Linked DNA regions of Homo sapiens: region 2 is linked to region 1. The links are chromatin loops, found by intact Hi-C in ENCODE. Cell type or tissue: HCT116. All regions are shown on one strand. Each heading gives the region's core, and the rest is flanking DNA. Links, peaks and the distances in the headings are about the cores only.

Region 1 (10,206 bases), core at 937-8,936:
CTTTAAAGTATACAATGCAGTAGTGTTCAGTATATTTACAAAATTTTGCAACCATCCCCATTATCTAACTCCAGAACATTTTCATCACCCTAAAAAGAAAGCTCATGTGCATTGGTAGTCACTCCCCATGTTACCACAGCCCTCATCCCTAGGCAATCATTAATCTACTTCCTGTCTCTATAGACTAACCCATTCTAGACATTTTATGTAAATGGAATCATACAATATGTGGCCTTTGGGTCTGGCTTCTTTCAGTTAGCATAAAGTTTTTAAGGTTCATCCATGTTTATCAGTATCAGTACTTCATTCCTTGTTAAGGCTACTATTCCATTGTATGGATATACCATGCTTTATCCATTCATCAGCTGATAGACTTTTGGGCTATTATATATAATATTGACATGTATGAATTTTCATATGGACATATATTTTCAACTATCATGGGCATACTGTACCTGGCATAAAATTGCTGGATCATATGGTAACTCTATGTTTAACTTTTTAAGGAATTGCCAGACAACTTTCCAAGATCATGACACCCTATTACATTCCCACCAGCAATCTATGAGTTGTCCAGTTCCTCCACATCTTTGTCAATACTTGTTACTGTCTGCCTTTTTGATTATAGCTATTCTAATGGGTGTGAAGTGATATTTCATTGTGGTTTTGACTTGCACTTCCCTAATGACCAATGATGTTGAATATCCTTTCATGTGTTAATCATTTATTTGAATATCTTCATCAGAGAAATGTCTATTCAGACCGTTTGCCTATTTTTAAATTGGTTTGTCTGTCTTTTTGTTGTTGAGTTGTAAGAGTTCTTTATATATTCTGGATATAATTTCCTTATCAGATATATGATTGGCAAATATTTTCTCCCATTGGGTGGGTTGTCTTTTTACTTTCGTAATAGCATACTTTGAAGCACAAACGTTTTAAATTTTGATTAAATTTGATTATCTGGATATTTTTTGTTCCTTGTGCTTTAGGTGTCATATCTAAGAAGTCATTGCCTAACCTAAAGTCATCAAGATTTACACATATTTCCTTCTAAAAGATTTGTTGTTTTAGTTCTATATTTAGGTCTATGATCTATTTTAAATTAATTTTTGTATACTGTGTGGGGCAGGGATCCAACTTCATTTGTTTGCATGTGAATATATAGTTGTTTCAGTATAATTTGTTGAAAAGACTGTTCTTTCCCCCATTGAATGGTCTTGGCACTTTTCTTGAAAATCAATTGACTACAGATATATGGGTGTATTATTGGACTCACAATTCTGTTCCATTAATCTATATGTCTATCTTTATGCCAGTACCACACAGTCTTGGTTACTGTAGTTTTATAGTAGTTTTTGAAATCTTTGCATGAATCCTCCAACTTTATTCTTTTTATTTTTCAAGATTGTTTTGGCTATTCTGGGTCCTTTGAATTTCCATAAATACTTTGGAATCACTTGTCAATTTACACATGCACATACATATACAAAGGCAGCTGGAGTTTTGATAGAACTTGTATTGAATATTGAATTCATAGACCATTTGGGGAAGTATTGCCATCTTAACACTATTAAGTCTTCCAATTCATAAATTCTTTATATTTAATCTTTTGAAATTCTTCAACAATGTTTTATAGTTTTCAGTGTGTATATCTTATACGACTTTGTTTAAATCGATTCCCAAGCATTTTATTCTTTTTTATACTATTGTAAATGGAATTGTTTTCTCAATTTCATTTTCAGATCATTCTTTGCTATTGTATAGAAATATAATTGATTTTATATACTTATCTTGTGTTCTGCAACCTTGCTGAACTGATTTAGTAGTTCTAATATATTTTAGTGGATTCCTTAGGATTTTCTACAAGATTATACAGTCTACAATATTATGTCATCTGCAAATGGAAGTAGTTTTGTGTCTTCATTTCTAGTCAGGATGATTTTTATTTCTTTTTCCTGGCTAATTTTCCTGGCTAAAACCTCCAGTGCAATATTGATTAGAAGTGCCAAAAATGAACATTTTTTTCTTGTACCTGATTTTTAGGGGGAAAGCATTCAGTCTTTTACCTCTTTTTGGCTATGGGCTTATTATAGATACCCTTTGTGTTAGTTCATTCAGGCTGCTGTAACAAAATATAATAAACGGGGTGGCTTATGAACAATAGACATGTATTTTTCACAATTCTGGAAACTGGGAGGTCCAAGATCAAGGTGCTGGCGGATTCAGTGTCTGGTGAGGGCCAACCTTCTGATTGATCTTTTCTCTGTGTCCTCACATGGTGAAATGAGTAAGGGAGATCTCTCGAGCCTCTTCCATAAGGGCACTAATCCCATTCATGAGGGCTTCACCCTCACAGCCTAATCATCCCCCAAATGTCCACCTTCTAACACCATCCCCTTGCAGGTTAGGATTTCAACATATGAATTTCGGGGGGACACATTCAGACCACAGCACCCTTTCTCAGGTTGAGGAAGTTCCCTCCTATTCCTACTTTCTGAGTGTTCCCTGTTTCTTTAAAAAACAAAAATTATGCCCAGCTTAGGGCATAATTATGTCCCCCTCCATTATCTTATTTCCATATCATTCAATTCCAGCTTAGAGCTGTCTGAATGTCTCGTTTTGTACATTCAAGAAGGTATTGTCATATCTGATGCTCACAGTGACAACTCAAAGACTAAAAATTCTGTGATATCCCAAGTTTCAGGAGGCACAGCACTATATAAAACACTTTGAAATATTTCTGTCCAAAGTGGTTTAAATATTACTTATAATAACTAGTAAAAGTTTAAAAAGTGGTTTAAGGCTGGGCGCGGTGGCTCACGCCTGTAATCCCAGCACTTTGGGAGGCCGAGGCGGGCGGATCACAAGGTCAGGAGATTGAGACCATCTTGGCTAACACGGTGAAACCCCGTCTCTACTAAAAATACAAAAAATTAGCCGGGCGCGGTGGCGGGTGCCTGTAGTCCCAGCTACTCAGGAGGTTGAGGCAGGAGAATGGCGTGAACCTGGGAGGCGGAGCTTGCAGTGAGCCGAGATTGTGCCACTGCAATCCGGCCTGGGCTAAAGAGCGGGACTCCGTCTCAAAAAAAAAAAAAAAAAAAAAAAAAAAAAGTGGTTTAAATAAAGTGAAGAGTATTACTGCTCAAAAGGTGAACTCCCCTGCCCACCCGGTTCCCCAGTGAAGTCCTGCGCTGCTTGCTCTGTTTCCTTCTCCATGTCAGTTAAAATCAACACATTCCTTTTATCACCCGATGAGGAAACAGGTCCCTCTCAAGCCTGCAACTGGTTATCTTCCAAGTCCTTTAGTTCTTCTTCCTTTATCCCCACTAATTGCAAGTCTCCCTCCATTATCTTCTTATTTCCACATTGTTCAATTCCAGTGGAATACAGGAATTGGCCCATGGGGAAGAGCAGAAAAACGAAAGGAATGAAAATGCTTCAGTGTTTCAGGAGATTTGAAGATGTTTCAGGAGATTTCAGTGTTTCAGGAGATTGAAGCTGCAGTGAGGATGAGCCTCCCTGATCCCCTTCTCCTCCCGTGTCCCTGCTGGACTAAAGGAGTTCCCATGAGGGAGGCTGGCAGCTGACAGGATCACCCAGGACTAGGACTTGTGGCCCCCAGACCACTCCTGGATGTGCCCCATAGCGGCCCCTGAAGGCGCTGCCTCCTTCTTTGCTGGGCCTCAGCCTCTTTGCTGGGCCTTGGGTCTCGGGACCTCCAAGGCATGTCATCTTCTTTCTCTGTGTCCTCCACTGCTCAGATTGTGGCTGCCTCAGCCATGGCAAATGGCAAGGACCCCAGTTTCACTTCCCGGCCCACCCAGACACCAGGCAGAAACTCTAATAACCACTTTTCTGGGTTTCTACATCCTGTGTCTCTGGATGACTAATCATCTCCAGAGCATGAACAATTGAGTCATCTCAAGCCCCAGGCTTGAATTTGTGCACAAGGCAACCAGCTTCTCCTCGGCAGGCTCTGGGAGCACTGGCTGAAGTAGGTGTGGCCCTCCTAAGTCACCATCCTGGCCTGGAACTCTTGGAGCACAATAGGCTCCTCCGGGTTTGTTGAAGAGCCTTTGCTCAACTGAACCTCTTTATTGTAGGCTTTTGCTCCTTTCTGAACAGGCTCTTACAAGTAGAGCATGCAAGATCGCATTATGTTTAGAGTCCCCATGAGGCCATGCTCTGCAGGCGGCCTTGGGACACCAGCGCATCCTCTTCTGGGAACAGAACTCCAAGCTCCTTTGAATAACAACTACTCCCCTTCTCTCTGAGCTGACTCAGGCCGGCCAATTGACATAATTCCAATCTCTGGTGACAGTTATTGCTTCAGGGATTGGCACATAACCCAAGTTTGTCCTACTAGAATAAATCCTGGGACTTATTTATAAGCTGACAGAAGGAGATGTATTCTTTTTTCCACAGCCTCTATCCTGAAGAGCGTTGGACCCTGGAGCTGCTGGCCACATCTTGATCTGCCATATGTGGTCCAAGAATGAAGTCAACACGAAGGAGAATGAAGGTGCTGAGGGATAAAGTTATTGACATTCTAGGAGCTCCTGGATCAAACCATGCCTGAACTCAATTTATCCCTTGAACTTTTCAATTACATGAATAAATCCTCCTTTTGCCTGAGTCAATGTGGATTAGTATCATTGGCATTCAGAAGATTCCTAAAGTCTCAGGTCTTCTGCACATCTATAACCATGGCAATTGCGGTCCTGCTCTCCTTTCCCCTCCCCTGAGCAGGCAAGCTTTCCTTCTCTATCATGTAAACCTCCTGGGTCATTCAGAGTATTTCTCAAATGTTACCTGGAGTTTCCCAAGACTTCAGTTCTCACTGACCATTTACTTCTTAAACTGCTAGGATGATAACCTATAACTTTGCATCTAACCAATCCCTTAGCACTTTCCTTAGAGACTTCTTAGAGATCTTTTTGATGCCTAAGGGTAGGAATCAGGGCTTCTCTATCTTGTATATGCACTGCCCCCCACCCACAGGTCCATAGAATAACAGCTGAGGACCTGTAGCTCTACAAGGGCAGGGACTGTCAAACATGCCAGACTGCACATGGTAGTTACCACTAGAGGGCTCTGGGTATGGGCAATAAGCAGGACTTCTGCATTTTACATCTATGCTATCATTCGAGTCTTGTATGAGCATTTATTTTACAAATCTCTATCTTGCAAAGCAAACCCTTAGTGTGAATAACTGAGGAGTGGTGGATCGGCCAGCTCTTCCGTGCAGTGTTCTAAAGCCTCTTGCTCCTGTCTCTCCTGTGGGAAACCCATAGTTACGGCTTCAAGCAGAGACCCAAGCACCACCTCAGGGTCTTGACCTTGTGTGGGAATAATCTATCACCAAGATGCAGACAGAGACAAACTGCTTCACAGAGCATTTTATCCCCTAGAAAATCCCCAACCCCAGCATCCTGGGTGCTGCCCAACCTCTTCAAATACAAAGGCAAATAAAATAAATAAAAGTAAATATTGTACTCATAAGCAACAGAATGCCTAGCAACCAAGAACAAGGGAGGGCTGGAGGAAGAAGGTTGACTTTCGCAGGCCCTTGTGTATAAACTGCAGTAAAAGTCTTCTCTGTGTGAATAATATATTTTTGAGCGTTAAATTATAGAAGGTGTAAGGAATGCTAAGGCTGAGACCCAACAGAGAGAGCTGGCCCCACCCTGAATGGGAGGGGCAGGGGTCTCCTTGGTCTTTGTCCCTGCTGACTGGTATTGAGGGAGGGGGAGTCTCCGCTGTAGCTTCAGGAATGGAACACAGGGCACCAGGCCTCAGTTAATCCCTTTAGGGACCCTTAGCCCTGAAACAATGCTGGTGCAACCCCACATGTAACTCAGAAGAAAATGTTAAGTCACGAAATAAATGTAAGAGCTCTGATGTTTTTCTATAACACCCATTTCAATGCTTTGTTAGAAAGTATGTACGTAAAGCACATGACATTGTTCTCATTAAATTTTTTTGTTACGAAAACTTTTAAACACACTCAGAAGAGTAGGATTTTTGAACCTCTCATCTGGGTACAATATTATTAAAATTCTGCCACATCTGCCTTGTTGATCTTTTTGCTCTTTTTCTTGGTTAAACTATTTGGAAGCAAATCCAAGGCATCATGTCATTTCATCTGCACATACCTTGGTATAATCCATGAAAATTATGGACATATTCTCATATAACCATAAAGCCAGTATCATACCTTAATGAGTTGGGTATGTTCTGTTTGTTTTTGTTTTGGGCATCCTCCAACCTCCAGTACCTAACCCATTATCAGATTTCCCTGATTGTCTCAAAGGGTCTTTTGCATTTGTTGTGTGTTCTCATTGTTAATACCCTTGTGTCGTAAGTCCCCTGGGTGCATGCTTAGATTGACTTTTGGAAATCTAAGATTATTTGGTATTTATTGAAAGCAGAAGAGAGGGAAGAAAAAAAAAAGACAAAGCAGTGAAAAGGAAAACATGGAAGTGGTATTTTTATAAGATCTATGTGACATTTTGCTGGCTGTCACCTTTGCTCATATAGGATCCCCACTGCTTAGGATAGGATTAAACTGTCCCAGCTTATAAAGCAGGCATTTTCCCCAGTGTCTTCTGAATTCTGAAGATTTTGGGTGGGATGTGGATAAAGTGTTGCTGTCCTTGTCTGTCACCATGACAACTCCAGCCAGGACTTGGCCTTGCTAGGGTTTTCTGGTGGATTGTGGAGCCTGCTACCCCTAGGTCACAATGAGCAGGAACGTGGATTTACAGATATACAGCTGCTCCCTGGCATGGCTTCCCCAAGGAAGTAGGAGAGGGGATCTTGAGGGCCAAGGTTAGTAGCAAATGTGAAAGCTAAGAAGAGACATGGAAAACTTCTCTTGACTACATGGGGGTTGGTCGGGGGTACATCTGACTCCCACGAACAGACAAATCTAAGAAGAGTGAGAAGCATTCTTACCTTCTGACCCAGCAACCCCACCTCTAGGAATTTGTTGAGAAAAAGCCAGAGTTTGCACAAAGATTTATTTTGTTTGAGAATGTCCCTTAAGCTCTTTATAGCAATAAAAAGAGCTGGGAGGATTGCCTTAAGACTCAATGATGCAGAATTGGTTTAATAAATTATAGCTCATTGCTATAAGGGAACACTAAGCATCCATTCAAAACATGTTTTGAAAAAATATTCAAAGATACAGAAAAATGTCCACAATATATTAAGTGGAAGAAAAAAGAGGTTATAAAAAATCAGTCTGATGTCAGTCTCATTTTCTCATTTTTTAAAAATTAAAAGAAAAAGAAATGAGGGAGGGACTGAGAAGTCTATAATTAAAATGTTTCTTAAAATATATATAGTTTTTTCACTAAGTGATAAAATTTTTGACATTACTTTTCAAATTTCTTACGATGAACACCCGTCAACTTGTAATATAAAATTTTTATTTTATTTCCTTATTTATTTATTTTGAGACAGAGTTTCACTCTATCACCCAGGCTGGAATGCAGTGGCATAGTCTTGGTTCAGTGCAGCTTTGACTTCCTGGGCTCAAGTGATCCTCTTGCTTCAATCTCCTGAGTAGCTGGGATTATAGGGACTCACCACTACACCGGGCTAATTTTTGTAAAAAAAAAAATTTTAGCAATAGGGTCTCACTATGTTGCCCAGGCTGGTCTTGAACTCCTGGACTCGAGAGATCCTCTAGCCTCATCCTCTCAAAGCACTGGGATTACAGTTATGAGCCACTGTGCCCAGCCTAATTTTTATATTAATAATAGTAAATGTAACAAAGAGGCAAAAGGAAAGGAGGAAGGAAAGAATGGGAGAGACAGGGAGGGGAAGAGAAGGTAAAGTGCAAACAGAAAAGAAAAGGGAGAGAAAGAAACAGAAAAGAAAAGTAACCTGGGCCCATGAGATTTAAGAGCAGTTTTAGAAAGTTCATTTAGGGTTAAAAAAATTCTGTTACAAAAGAAGAAAAGGAAACAAAATAAAGATTTAGAAGGTCTAAGTAATTTTTAAATAAGTTGTTGGCACATATACATTGACTGGACAACCTCAGGCCAAAATTTTCTTTGGAGAGTGTGGCTTCCTTCCTTTATAAGACTAACATAAACATACGTGTGCATGTGGGTGCAGCGCACCAGCACGGCACATGTATACATATGTAACTAACCTGCACAATGTGCACATGTACCCTAAAACTTAAAGTATAATAAAAAAAAAAGTGCTTATAAAATATGAAAAAAAAAAAATACATAACAAAAGACTAACATAATAATGAATCTTGACTTTTTAGGTTGTGAGGATAATAAGTAATTTATAATACTGTAGAAATGAATTTATATAATTTTACTGAATGGTCATAAGGTAGCCGTTCAATCAATTAAGAACCCGGTATCGAGTTTCACAATTTATTAGCTAAAAAGGGTCTGCCTAGGGGACTGCTGCTCACTAAAATGTGATGACAAAGTTGGATAAAACTCTCCCCATGAAGTTTTCCAGGCCACTCAGAAATTACTGTCTGTGTTCAACGTGAAAAGAAAAACATGCAGCTCCTGGTGACAGCTACTGGCCTACAAGCAAATGAAGCTTAAAGCAATGTGTTTCTTGGGGACACTGGCCAGTGTGGCCTCTGTCATCAGGATGGTGGTGTCACCTGCCTATTGTCCTAGTCCCTGGTTCTGCAGCTTTTGCTGGGGCTTTGGGGAAGAGGATGGCAGAGGAGGGCACAGTTCGGGCAGGGGGGGTCCCCAGAACTCCTTCCCTCTCTGACCCCTTCTTGCCTTTTCCAAAACAGACCCATGGCACGGGGCATTTAGAACAGCACACACATCCTACAGAACACACTCAGTTAATTCTCAGTTGTCCAGGGCTGTGTAGTCCAGTTATGATTTCAGGCACTGATTGCCTTCCTCTCCCCGATCTTTGGTTAGCTGAGATGGCTCCTAGCATTTCCGCACATCATGGCTGAGGAGAAAGTTGAAGCTCCTGCCAAGAATGGGAGATGATCACTGTCCGGGGCTTTCTGGTCCCTGGCACACTAAGAACCTCTTACGTGTTGGCTTCATCCTCAGCATGCATCTAACCGGTATTTATTGAGCACCTGCTCTGCACTGGAGCCTATTCTAGGTACTAAAGATATAGCAGTGAACAAAACAAAGTTTTCCTTCCAGAAAATAAACAGTAAGAAGACAATAAACAAGAAAAATACATAAAGCATATAGTATGCCAGATGGTTTAGAGCTAAGAATGAAAATGAAGTAGAGACAATAGGGGCAAGAAATCTGAAAGGTTGCTATTCAGACACAGTGACCAGGGAAGGCCTTGCCAAAGAATGCTATTTGGGTTTTTTGTTTGGTTTGAGATGGAGTCATGCTCTGTCTCCCAGGCTGGAGTGCAGTGGCACGATCTTGGGTTGCTGCAACCTCCACTTCCCAGGTTCAAGTGATTCTCCTGCCTCAGCTTCCGAAGTAGCTGGGATTACAGGCATGCGCCATGACATCTGGCTAATTTTTGTATTTTTAGTAGAGATGGGGTTTTTGCCATGTTGGCCAGGCTGGTCTCGAACTCCTGACCTCAGGTGATCCGCCCGTCTTGGCCTCCCAAAGTGCTGGAATTACAGGCATGAGCCATCACGCCCAGCCAAGAATCCTATTTGTAAATGGGAGTGAAGGAGGTGAGAGAGTGAGCCAGGCAAGGATTCGAAGAAAGAGACATCTAAGCAAGGATGCCGCGAGTGCAAAGACCCTGAGGTCAGTTGGTTTCCGGCATTCCTAAGCAATGTTTCTCAATCTTTTTCTTATTGCCCTCTTATGGAGTTCTTTTACACGTTTTTATTTTCGCTAATTGCCCCCTCATGACATTTTAAAGCCGTAGATACATCATATATCCGTTCATTTACTGTGTGTATATCTGTGCTTTATAAATGTTAAAAAGTAAGATACTTTTTGCCCTCAAGAGCCAACTTGTGTACCCTTGGGAGTGGCATGGTCTCCACTGAGAAGGCAGAACTTCTGCTCAGCAGGAGGCCAGTGAGGCTGAAGCAGGGAGGCCAGAGCTGCAGAGGAGAAACATCCCAGGGCCAGGGCCAGCCCAGCCCAGTCAGGGCCTTGTAGCTTATCACCAGGACCCTTCACTCTGAGCAACCCGGTTTGACTCGTGTTTTATTAGGATTGCTCTGGCCACTGTGGGAATATAGAAACGGATGGCAATAAT
Region 2 (10,206 bases), core at 1,090-9,089, 660 kb after region 1:
TTGCATCACGTTCACTTTGTGTTTTTGTACTTACAATCCAGGAGGCAGCATTCCAGAAAGGAAAATGCCGGTGTATGAAGAATCCAGTGACTCCCTCAGCTAAATTCACATCACACGAAGAGGCAGCTTGTTCAGAGGGCTTGGAGGGCCAGCTTGTGAAACCCACATGACCGTGGAAATAGCATGTTAAAAATCCTCTAGGAAAACCAGGGAAATAGGCATTGCAACGAGTGTGTGTGTGTGTGTGTGTGTGTGTGTGTGTGTGTGTGTGTGTATTTTGAGAAAGGTCTCGCTCTGTCACACAGGTTGAGTGCAGTGAGGCAATCACAGCTCACCCTAGCCTCCATCTCCCAAGCTCAAGCAATCCTCCTGCCTCAGCCTCCTGAGTAGCGGGACTACAGGTGCAGGCATTACCACACCCAGCTGATTTTTCAAAAATTGGTTTTATTTGTAGTAGAGACGAGGTCTCGCTGTTAACCCAGGCTGGTCTCGAACTCTTGAGCTCAAGTGATCCTCTTGCCTCAGCCTCCCAAAGTGCTGGGATTACAGGCGTGAGCCACCACACTCGACCAGCAACATGTTTTAAATGCTTTCCTCACTGATTTTTTTTTTTTAACCATGATTTCTTGGTCCGTGCTGGTCTCCATGTAGCCCCTCATCTGACCCCTCAGAGTCCACAGAGCTGTCTTCATGGCACCTGTCCTGAGGCTTGTTCTGGTGGGACCCTCTGCATTTCTGCCAGGCCTCCCCCTCAGACTGGATTCTCCCCATGGGAAAGGCTTAGGATTTGTGGACATTCCACCCTAGACCTCTGGGGAAAGCAGCAGACCAACTTCGCGGGTTGTGAAAAACCATCCGGGCTGGTCGATTGTGTTTCCAGCGGGCTCCACATCTATCCTGAGAGGTGAGTATGTGGCTCCCTCTCCCCTGTGGCAGGGAAATGGTGGAGACTCCTCAGACCATCCATCCTTCCAGCCATGGTAACTTGCCACCAGTATTTAATGTTATGTCTGGGGTTGCCAGACAGAAAGCTGTTTGCAGACAATAGCATGCCAGCCACACAAGCAGACCTTCAGCAAGATGCCCCATTTGGCCAGTTCAGCCGCAGCACCCATGACCTTCTTTCAAGTTCTCTATATTTCAGCCAAATTAAACCTCATGCTGTTCCCAACACATGCCCTGTCTTTTTATCTCTGCGCAGGGCTATATTCCTCTGCCGGGAACACTCTAGGCCTCTTTCTTTCCTAAAATTGACCTGAGGTCAAAGATCAGCTGTCTCAGGAGACCTCTTTGCCTTCAATTAGAGACCAGCCCTTCTTCCTAAGAACATCCATAGGATTAATCTGAACTCTTAGATCCCTTCTCATTCCAGCTCATGGTTTTGAGTCAATCCTCTGAGACTCTGAACTCCTGAAGAGCAAAGAGCATGATGCTCCCACCTCTGAATCCCCAGTAGTGCTGTATGTTCCTGTATTCATGGTTTCATTCCATCAACACACATTTACTGGCACTGCTTCAAAAAGCCCTTTCCTGACCACCTTGTCCAAAATGGGCTTTTGTACCACTGAGCACAATCAAACATCCTTTTTTTATTTATTCTTTTACTTGTAAATTCCCTCTCTCCCTAGAATGCAATTCCAATCTGTCTTGTTCACATCTATATTAGTCTATTCTCACATTGCTATAAAGAACTACCTGAGATTGGATAATTTATAAAGAAAAGAGGTTTAATTGACTCACAGTTCTGCAGTCTTAACAGGAAGCATGGCTGGGAGGCCTCAGGAAACTTACAATCACGGCAGAAGGGAAAGCAAGCGCATCTTACCACAGCGGAGCAGGAGAGAGAGCACTTGAAGGGGGAGGTGCCATACTTTTGAACCATCAGATCTCGTGAGAATTCATTCAGTTTCATAAGAACAGCAAGGGGGAAACTGTCCCCATGATCCAATCACCTCCCACCAGGACCCTCCCCTCACATGTGGGGATTACAATTCAACATGAGATTTGGGTGGGGACACAGAGCCAAACCATACCAACCTCAGCGACAAGTATAATACTTAGCATAGAGTAGGTGCTCAGATAGCTGTGGATGAAGGTATCAGTTAAGGAATGAATGCATGGAGCATATAGGTGTGACTTGGGTTTTGCACAGAGCTTTCAAACAGCAAGCAGGTTGAGAGCCCCAGGCCTCTATGAGAGTGGTTAATCTGTGACCCAAGATGTGTGGGGTTAGTATTAGGTCTGTGTGCCCACAGCATACCCTGGCACCACCCTCCTTGCCTGCCCATTGGAATGGGCATGTTCTGCCATCGGGTGATATGGTAATTCTCTGCAAACGTCATTGTGCACTCATCTCCATATGCAAGTCCCAATTCAAATGAGAGGAACAGCACGACTCATGCATTTGGGCCTGCACTTAAATGCCTTATGAGCTTCAAGGAAAAGCATCAGTCTCATAAAATTTAGGAAGAGTTAACAGAAATTAAGAGTGAGTAAAGCAAAATAGCAGTGATATCTTCCTAATGATGTTCAGCCTCACTTCACCCTCCTGAACATTTTCAAGGATCTGTGGCCATGTGAAACCCTGAAGGGAAGGGAACTTTTATTCCACATGCCACTTGGATGGCATCGAGAGCTCTTTTCTGCACTTGCAGAGATTTATTTGCAAGGCTTTTCCCTCCTTTAGGATCTCAATTAGGGGCAAGTGGACTATTCCCAGGGTGAAGTGTGTTCAGCATGTAGAAAAACGCCTTTGTGTCGGTTAGTAGAATGTCCTACCATTTGCGAAATGAATTTACGAGGAAAAGTCCAAATTAAATAGGGATTACACTGATCCCTTTTAAGAATTTTCAATTCATATTGGCGCATTCTATTTTCTGGTGTGTGAGCACTAAACCAAAAACAGTCCTGCCTCAAGTGCTGGGATCTACATACCCATTAGGCCAGGAATTCATTATGCAAAGCAGCTGTTCTACCAACAGCCAAGTGTCCCAAGACAATTCCCCTCACATGTGCTTCTCCTGCTGGGAGGCACGTCAACCCCCCGCTGTGCACGAGCTCCTTTATTTGCTCCTGTCTCTTGCTGCTCATTTGGCAGCAGGTGACCGCGAAGGTGCCTGCCTAGGCACAGACATCCACGCAAGCACCACCTTCACCTCTGGGAACACTCCCCAAGCACCTATTCCTCTCACTTCCACCTGTCTGTTTCAAGGAAACAAAAGAGCAGGCAGAACAAAGGGTGCATTTCTTAGAGATTATCTTTAGTAGCTGCACATTCAAAAGCAGACAGACTGGTATTTTCCTAGGGTTACAAAGGAAAACTCACTTCTATACCTCACGTTTACCACTCTTCTGCACGAGTGTTTCTGTTGTTCTTAATGCGTTCGGAGCCTGCAAAGCTTGATATGGTCTAGTTAGGACTCGCTCCTTGGGAAAGCTTCCTAGATATTTCCAGGGAGTCCCGAGCAGCTCCAGGAGCAGGCCCTGCCTGAGGTCCCGGTTGCTGGGATTCAGCCTCCACACAACACATGGTGTTTTCTCTAGCAGGTTTCTCCAACGAGTCCGGCCTTTCTTTGGCTCCCTTAACTGAGACCAACACACACCATTCCTATGACCCCAGTTGCGTGGTTGGTTTTCTAGAACCTTATGAAAGAAATGCAATGGTAGGAAATTATATATATATATATATATATATTAGACAGAGTTTCACTCTTGTTGCCCAGGCTGGAGTGCAATGGCGCAATCTCGGCTCACCACAACCTCCACCTCCCAGGTTCAAGTGTTTCTCCTGCCTCAGCCTTCTGAGTAGCTGGGATTACAGGCACCTGCCACCACGCCCAGCTAATTTTGTATTTTTAGTAGAGACAGGGTTTCTCCATGCTGGTCAGGCTGGTCTCGAACTCCCGACCTCAGGTGATCCACCCACCTCAGCCTCCCAAAGTGCTGGGATGACAGATGTGAGCCACCGTGCCCGGCAGGGATCCTGATATTATACACAAGGTGCTAGTTAGGAGGTGACATCTGATAGGGACCCAGAAGGTTAGGTCACACTTAAAGGGGAGGGAGCATGACTGGGGAGGAAACAGACCTGGCGAAGATCAAGAAATAGGAAAGAAAGACCTGAGACAGCAGTGTATAGAAGGAGGATATAGGGGAAAGGTTGGCAGGAAAGTCTGGGCTTGCCAGGTGGGCTAGTTTAGCTTTCAATGGGCAGGCTGAGGAGCTGGCTGAGGTTAGGCCGGGGAGAGACAGATCTGCTGGCTGCTGCATTGGGCAGGTGAGCCTGGTGGCGTCTGCATAACAGGATTGGGATGGCCGCTGGTTGAAAGCCTGCTGCAATAATCCAAATAAAACACAACCAGGGCTGCCCCAGCCCAGTAAGTCTGGAAAGATAGAGAATAACGTGGGAGACTGGGATGCATCAGACACGGGATCCCATAACTAGATCATGCATTGGCAGAAATTCCTGCTTCAATGAAGACCTCCCCTCACAATTGCCTTAGTTAGCTACAGAAGAATTCATTCAAAGGCAACCCAAATCTGGAAAAAAATCAAAGATGTGGGAAATGGGAAATAGAATTCATACATTTATTTGCTATAAATATAATTATGTCAAAATGTTTTCTATCAAAAACATTGGCCCAATGGACCAATGCTAAGAAGTTTAAAAAAAAAAAAAAAAAAGCAAAGCGGCTTCTTCTGCCCCCTGGTGGCTTTTGGGGAAAAGTCACTGAAAGGGCAGAAAGAGCAAAGGGGACCAGTTTCTCTCCACTTTGTACCCAAGGGTCAACTGAGCACGCAACACCCTTAAAAATAAGGGAGAAGTGCAGAGGGCTCGCTCCCCTCCCGCGCCAGCTCTCTCTCGGTCAAGGTTGGGCCACAGCCAGTGTCTCCTCCACTAGATCCGAGCCAGTGGCTCTGCCCAGGTGGACAGCAGAGTCGCCGCTGAGATTCTAACTGCTTCCATCGGGGCTCTCGGAGCAGCTGTTGGAACAGGATGGGGAGCAGAGCAATTCTGACAGTGTCAGGAAAACATCCCCCTGGCTTCCCCGTGCCCAGGCTTGAAGACCCAGGGGCTGGATACACAGCCACGGACACAACAGAATTCACTTTTAACGAGGCTTCAGAAAACAACGTTTAACTATATAAACACCTGTTTTTGGAAAATGCTGCAGATCTATTTCCAAATACTGTCTTCCAGCCCACTCTCGCTCCCACTGAGGCAGCATCCCACGGGACCCAACGTCACCACTTTTCCAGTCCAAAAAATGTGCTTTCGATGTCCTGATTTGAGGCTGCTCTTCCTCTAACCTGTGCGGCTCTGTGAAAAGCCAATTTTAAGATGCGATGCCTCCTCCAGAATTCGCCTGTATGCAGAAGAATGATGCAGAAGGAGGCAGAAAAGCCGGAGCAGTTGGGGGCAAGATGAAAACAGTCTAGTCATTATCAGTTAAACTGTAACTGCGTGCGGCAGCGTGCTGAGCGAGACAATCAGCGGAGCCCGTGAAATGTTGCTGGTTTTCCAGATAGCCCGTTTAGTTTTGTCTCAAACAAAACAAACAAAAATGTGCATAATTGTACCCAGGTCTCAAGCCCGTTTTATTTCTCCATTATACCAAGGAAAACTTGAATGGTGGCCCCACTGGAGTGAGGCTCCCGTGAATATGAATAATTGTTCATGAATATGAATAATGGGTTCCTATGAATAATTGTTTATCCACATTCGATTAGAGAGCAGCAGCCATTAGCATCTTTTTAGCCTTCTGACATTAGGGTCTTCTTTGTGAGCAGGTATTTAAAATGGATTCAATTCCACGGTCTTGAAGGCCTGTTCCGATATCGTGAATTTTGCAGATAACTGTAATTTATCCTGTAAGAGAACCTTTTGATTGCTTTAACTATGAAATATTTCCATTGCATTATACATTTGCTTATAATAGAGTATAGGAAATGTATTTTAACCATTTCCTGGACAATTCAACATTGTCATTACCAAAGTCAACTCTCCGACTGGCCTGAAACTACCCTGTTGTTTAGATAACCTTAGCTAAGTAGAGTTTACTCCACCTTTTTTCTGTAATGTTTGTTAAAACTTGAATCTTGTGACCTTTCTTTTTTGGTTGATACCTGCTTTGATCAAGATATAACGGGCTGAAGAACAGCAGCGAGGCTGCGTGCTGAGCTGTCTACACCTGCAAATCTCATCAACTCCTATCAGCTGGGCAGCAGGTTGCCCAGTTCACCACTCCTGATGAGGAAGCTGAAGTTTGCTGAACTTCCTTCTGGCACTAACGTCACACACTTCATAGCGCTCCTAGGACTTGAACTTAGTCTGGTTTGCCTTCCAAGTCCAGATTCTCCAAAACATTTTTTCTTTTTCTTTTAACTTACTAAGTAGGTGAATAAAAGGATGCGGGTGCTTGCTGGGGGAATGTGGCCAGAAGGTTGCTCCCGGTCTGATGTCAGCGCTCCCTACCCACGGTTGTCCACAGGGCACGGGTGGAATGCTGTCGGCCATGCACAGGGAGAGCTGGTCAGGGTAAAATGTGCAACCTTCCATTAGCACGTTGTTTCCAGTTCACTTTTTCCTTTTACTTTGGTGCCAAAAATTTCTTCAGAGAAACATCTCCACAAAGCCCCATGCTCTTTCTCCTATACCACATAGCCCTAATGGCGCTCCCAGGAATAAGGCAGGAGATTTGGTGCATGAATTCCAGCCCATTCTAGCTGCTAAGCGGTGATTGTGTTTCCTTCCTTTCTGCCTTTTCTATGTTCCAGATGGTGAAGTGGCCAGATAAGCAGCCTACAGATAAGTGAGGTCTACAATTCATCACACACCGATAATGCTGACATATAACAGTTTCCGTATCTTTACAAAGGCAATAAATGGGTAAGAGAAATGAATAACACTCATTAGAATAAGGCCAAACTAGTCTCCAGATTTTCCCTTTAAACTTCGCTCCTTTAGTTCCAAACTTTCCCAACAGAATAATTAGTGACTTTATCAGAAATATTAAATACTTCAAGCATAATCACCAGCTGCTGTAGATGCAGAAGCATTAATTGCATACTGCTGGCCACACACTGATTATTTTCCTGGCTTTGTTAGTAAAATAACAAATAGAATTGCAACGTGGCTCAAGAACAGGCAGAAACCAGGAAGACTGGAAGTAGTCATTCGTACTTTCTGCAGGCGCTGCCCTTCATTCTTGCACAGAACTCCCATGGCCACTGCCCGTCAGCAGGGGCCCCTTCCAATCTCCCACCCCCACAAGCTCTGCCCAAGGGGATCAGCAACCAATTTTTGGTGAAGCAAGTCCAGACCAACCTCCCCATATCTAAATGAAATGCCTCCACTGAAATTCCATATGATCTATGGATTGAGACATTGACACGCAGCTTGGGTTAGAAGTAGGCTGGGAAAAAACCCTAGTAATCAAAATTGCCCTAAAAAATGCAATAAAGGAATAAAACATCTCCAAAAGGCAGAGCCATAAATCTTTCCAATCTTTCTTCTGGGCTGATTTAATCATGTGTACTATCCACCAGCTGTATGTTAACCAGTATAAGGGAGATGTTATGATGAGTATTTATTTTCTCCCACCTTTCTTTTGCAGAGTTAGGTCACTGAAGATTTTTGAGTAGACTTCTTTTGTAAGATGCATGAACATCCTTTGATTGCTATAGATTCAGAGATTGTTATTGATAAAGTTTTTTATTTGGATAAAATAAATATGCAACTAGAAAACTAGAAACCTGGAAGAAAATTTAAGATGCAATATTTGAAAGTGGAAATAAAAGAACAGGAATCCTGTGTAAATATTTCTGAATTAATCTTTCAGTCATTCAAATTGTTCTTTAAGGAAGCAGCATCTCTGTACATAGCTTAACTGTAAATCTAAATGGAACAGTTATCTTAGGAAACTGATATAGTAATGAGATGCTACAAACGCACATAGGCATAGCTGCACTTAAATCAAACGTGGGACTAGATTGCACAATGGGAATTACATATGAGAAACCGCAAAGTGTCAAAGGAAGTTGCCCACAAACAAATGTTCCCCTGTCATAGTACCACAGTGTTTTACCACATAGAAACCTAAGAAAGTACCAAAGCATGACACATTTTATTTTATTTTATTTTTTTGAGACGGAGTCTCACACTGTCGCCCAGGCTGGAGTGCAGTGGCGCGATCTCAGCTCACTGCAACCTCCGCCTCCCTGGTTCAAGAGATTCTCCTGCCTCAGCCTCCCGAATAGCTGGGATTACAGGCGCCCACCACCATGCCCATCTAATTGTTTTTGTATTTTTAGTAGAGACGGGGTTTCTCCATGTTGGCTAGGATGGTCTTGAACTCCTGACCTCGTGATTCGCCCGCCTCAGCCTCCCAAAGTGCTGGGATTACAGGCGTGAGCCATCACACCCGGCCCGAATTTAAATTTTAATTGAATTAGACATATGTGGCTAAAGCTACCTTATTGTACAGGGCAGCCTTAGCAGTTTGTGTCATTCCTACCATAATCATAAATCCAAACCCTTTATCAAGTTGATTCCGTGAATCAAAACTGAGACATCCTACCATTACTAGGGAGATTTCACTGCGTACATGCTCTCTTGCTGTATGTACATATGTGTGTACAGTATTTGCCTTAAAGGTCAGTAAAGTAACTCACATCAGCAACAGTTAACTTCCGAAGTACAGTCTGGCCACCTCTCGATATTTTAAAATATTCTGGACAAATATGTAGAACTGTTGACATACGACTGAGCTAAAAGCCTTAAGCTCTGAATTCACAAACCTAAAATGCTGTTTTTCTTGTTTCACGATCAAAAAGCTCCAATAGTTGAGAGATGCTATTCAGATTCACTGAATACTGAACTAACAAAGTGTGATGAATTGGATTTCATGAAGTATTCATGAGTTTTCATTTAACATTAATTAAAATTTTAAAAACCTTATGTTAAATAATTTTAAGACCCTGGCACAGACTGACAAGCATGGAAAATTAAGGTTCAGAAGAAAATTTCATTCAAAATCACAATTGAATAATATGTTGGGAGTACATTTATATATATAAATACATACACGTGTAAACACACACACACACGCACAATTTTTGAGAGACAAGGACTCGCTCTGTCACCCAAGCTGTATAGCAGTGGTGTGATCATAGCTCACTGAAGCTGTGAACTGAACTCAAGCGATCCTTGTTTCAGCCTCCCAGGTAGCTAGGACTACAGGCACACAACACGCCTGGCTAATTTTGTTTTTGTAGAGATGGGGTCTCACTATGTTGCCCAGGCTTGTCTGGAACTCCCAGCCTCAAGCAATCCTCCTGCCTTGGCCTCCCAAAGGACCTTTTTCTTATAATGACTCTAGCCTGTAACATCAAAATAAATAAATCTTTAAAACCACTTTTTAAACATATTGCATTTAATCAAACTTTAATGATCAAAGAAACAAAAATACTTGTGCTAGTCACTAACAGTCTGCTTTATACATGCCAGACAAGAATGCCCCTAAGATGGCTGAAATGCTCCATTTCGAGTGGTATTACAAATGCCATGTAAGAGCTGCTATACTAACTTTTAAAAACAGCACTTTTAATTTAGAATTGCTTCTTCATATTGCAGATGAAGAGATGTGATGAGGAAACCACGCTCTCTATATGCATGCAAGCTATTTGGAAGCTCTAATAAAAACTTGGGAAACAAAACGTCTACAGCAACTTTAATTCTTAGTCTACACTGAAACGTGAAAGGTAGTCAGGAGTTGTTGCCGATGGGATTAAAATTGTTTTTACTTTTCTTCAGTATTCTTTTCTATATTGTCTAAATGTTTCCTGATGAACACTGTCCATTTCAACTAAGAAAAGGCTAAGTCCATTCTGGAGGAAAAAAATGACAGTGGGAATTGTAACTAATATTTAAATCACTTGGAAATAGGATTCATTTTATCACCAACCTACCAGGACCCTCTTTACTGTAAAGAGATAAAACACTAGTAAATGTATTGCATAAATATACCACAGACTATTATGAACAATTAAAGCACACTTTATATTTTTTAAAATTTCTCTGTAAACGTTCTAAGATAAATTATATTTGAATTTGATAAAGTCCTATTTTGAATCCCTTTGGGTTATAAAAGTCTATTCCCTAATTTATCTTGTGAAAATCCAGACTTCTGGCTTAAAATGGGATTT

The links. Peaks named below come from ENCODE experiments on the same cell type or tissue, not always from the same donor. Only the 100,000 strongest peaks of a DNase experiment are listed, where the experiment ranks them.
Region 2: a loop joins it to region 1, with 4 times the contacts of the local background. A loop is called at or near these places in 3 of 110 quality-filtered maps.

Annotation. Positions count from the first base shown.
Region 1 is chr10:121,065,392-121,075,597 of GRCh38, forward strand. All of the region lies in intron 2 of LOC105378521 (a long non-coding RNA gene), which reads right to left. Among named protein-coding and RNA genes, the nearest start is that of LINC01153, 110 kb to the right of the region's middle. In HCT116, for the core only: a CTCF peak has its summit at 5,088 (motif pointing right); DNase peaks (open chromatin) are centred at 3,940 and 5,080.
Region 2 is chr10:121,730,014-121,740,219 of GRCh38, forward strand. No RefSeq gene overlaps it. Among named protein-coding and RNA genes, the nearest start is that of FGFR2, 140 kb to the left of the region's middle. RefSeq lists an enhancer at 2,696-3,288. In HCT116, for the core only: a CTCF peak has its summit at 4,729 (motif pointing left); a DNase peak (open chromatin) is centred at 4,678.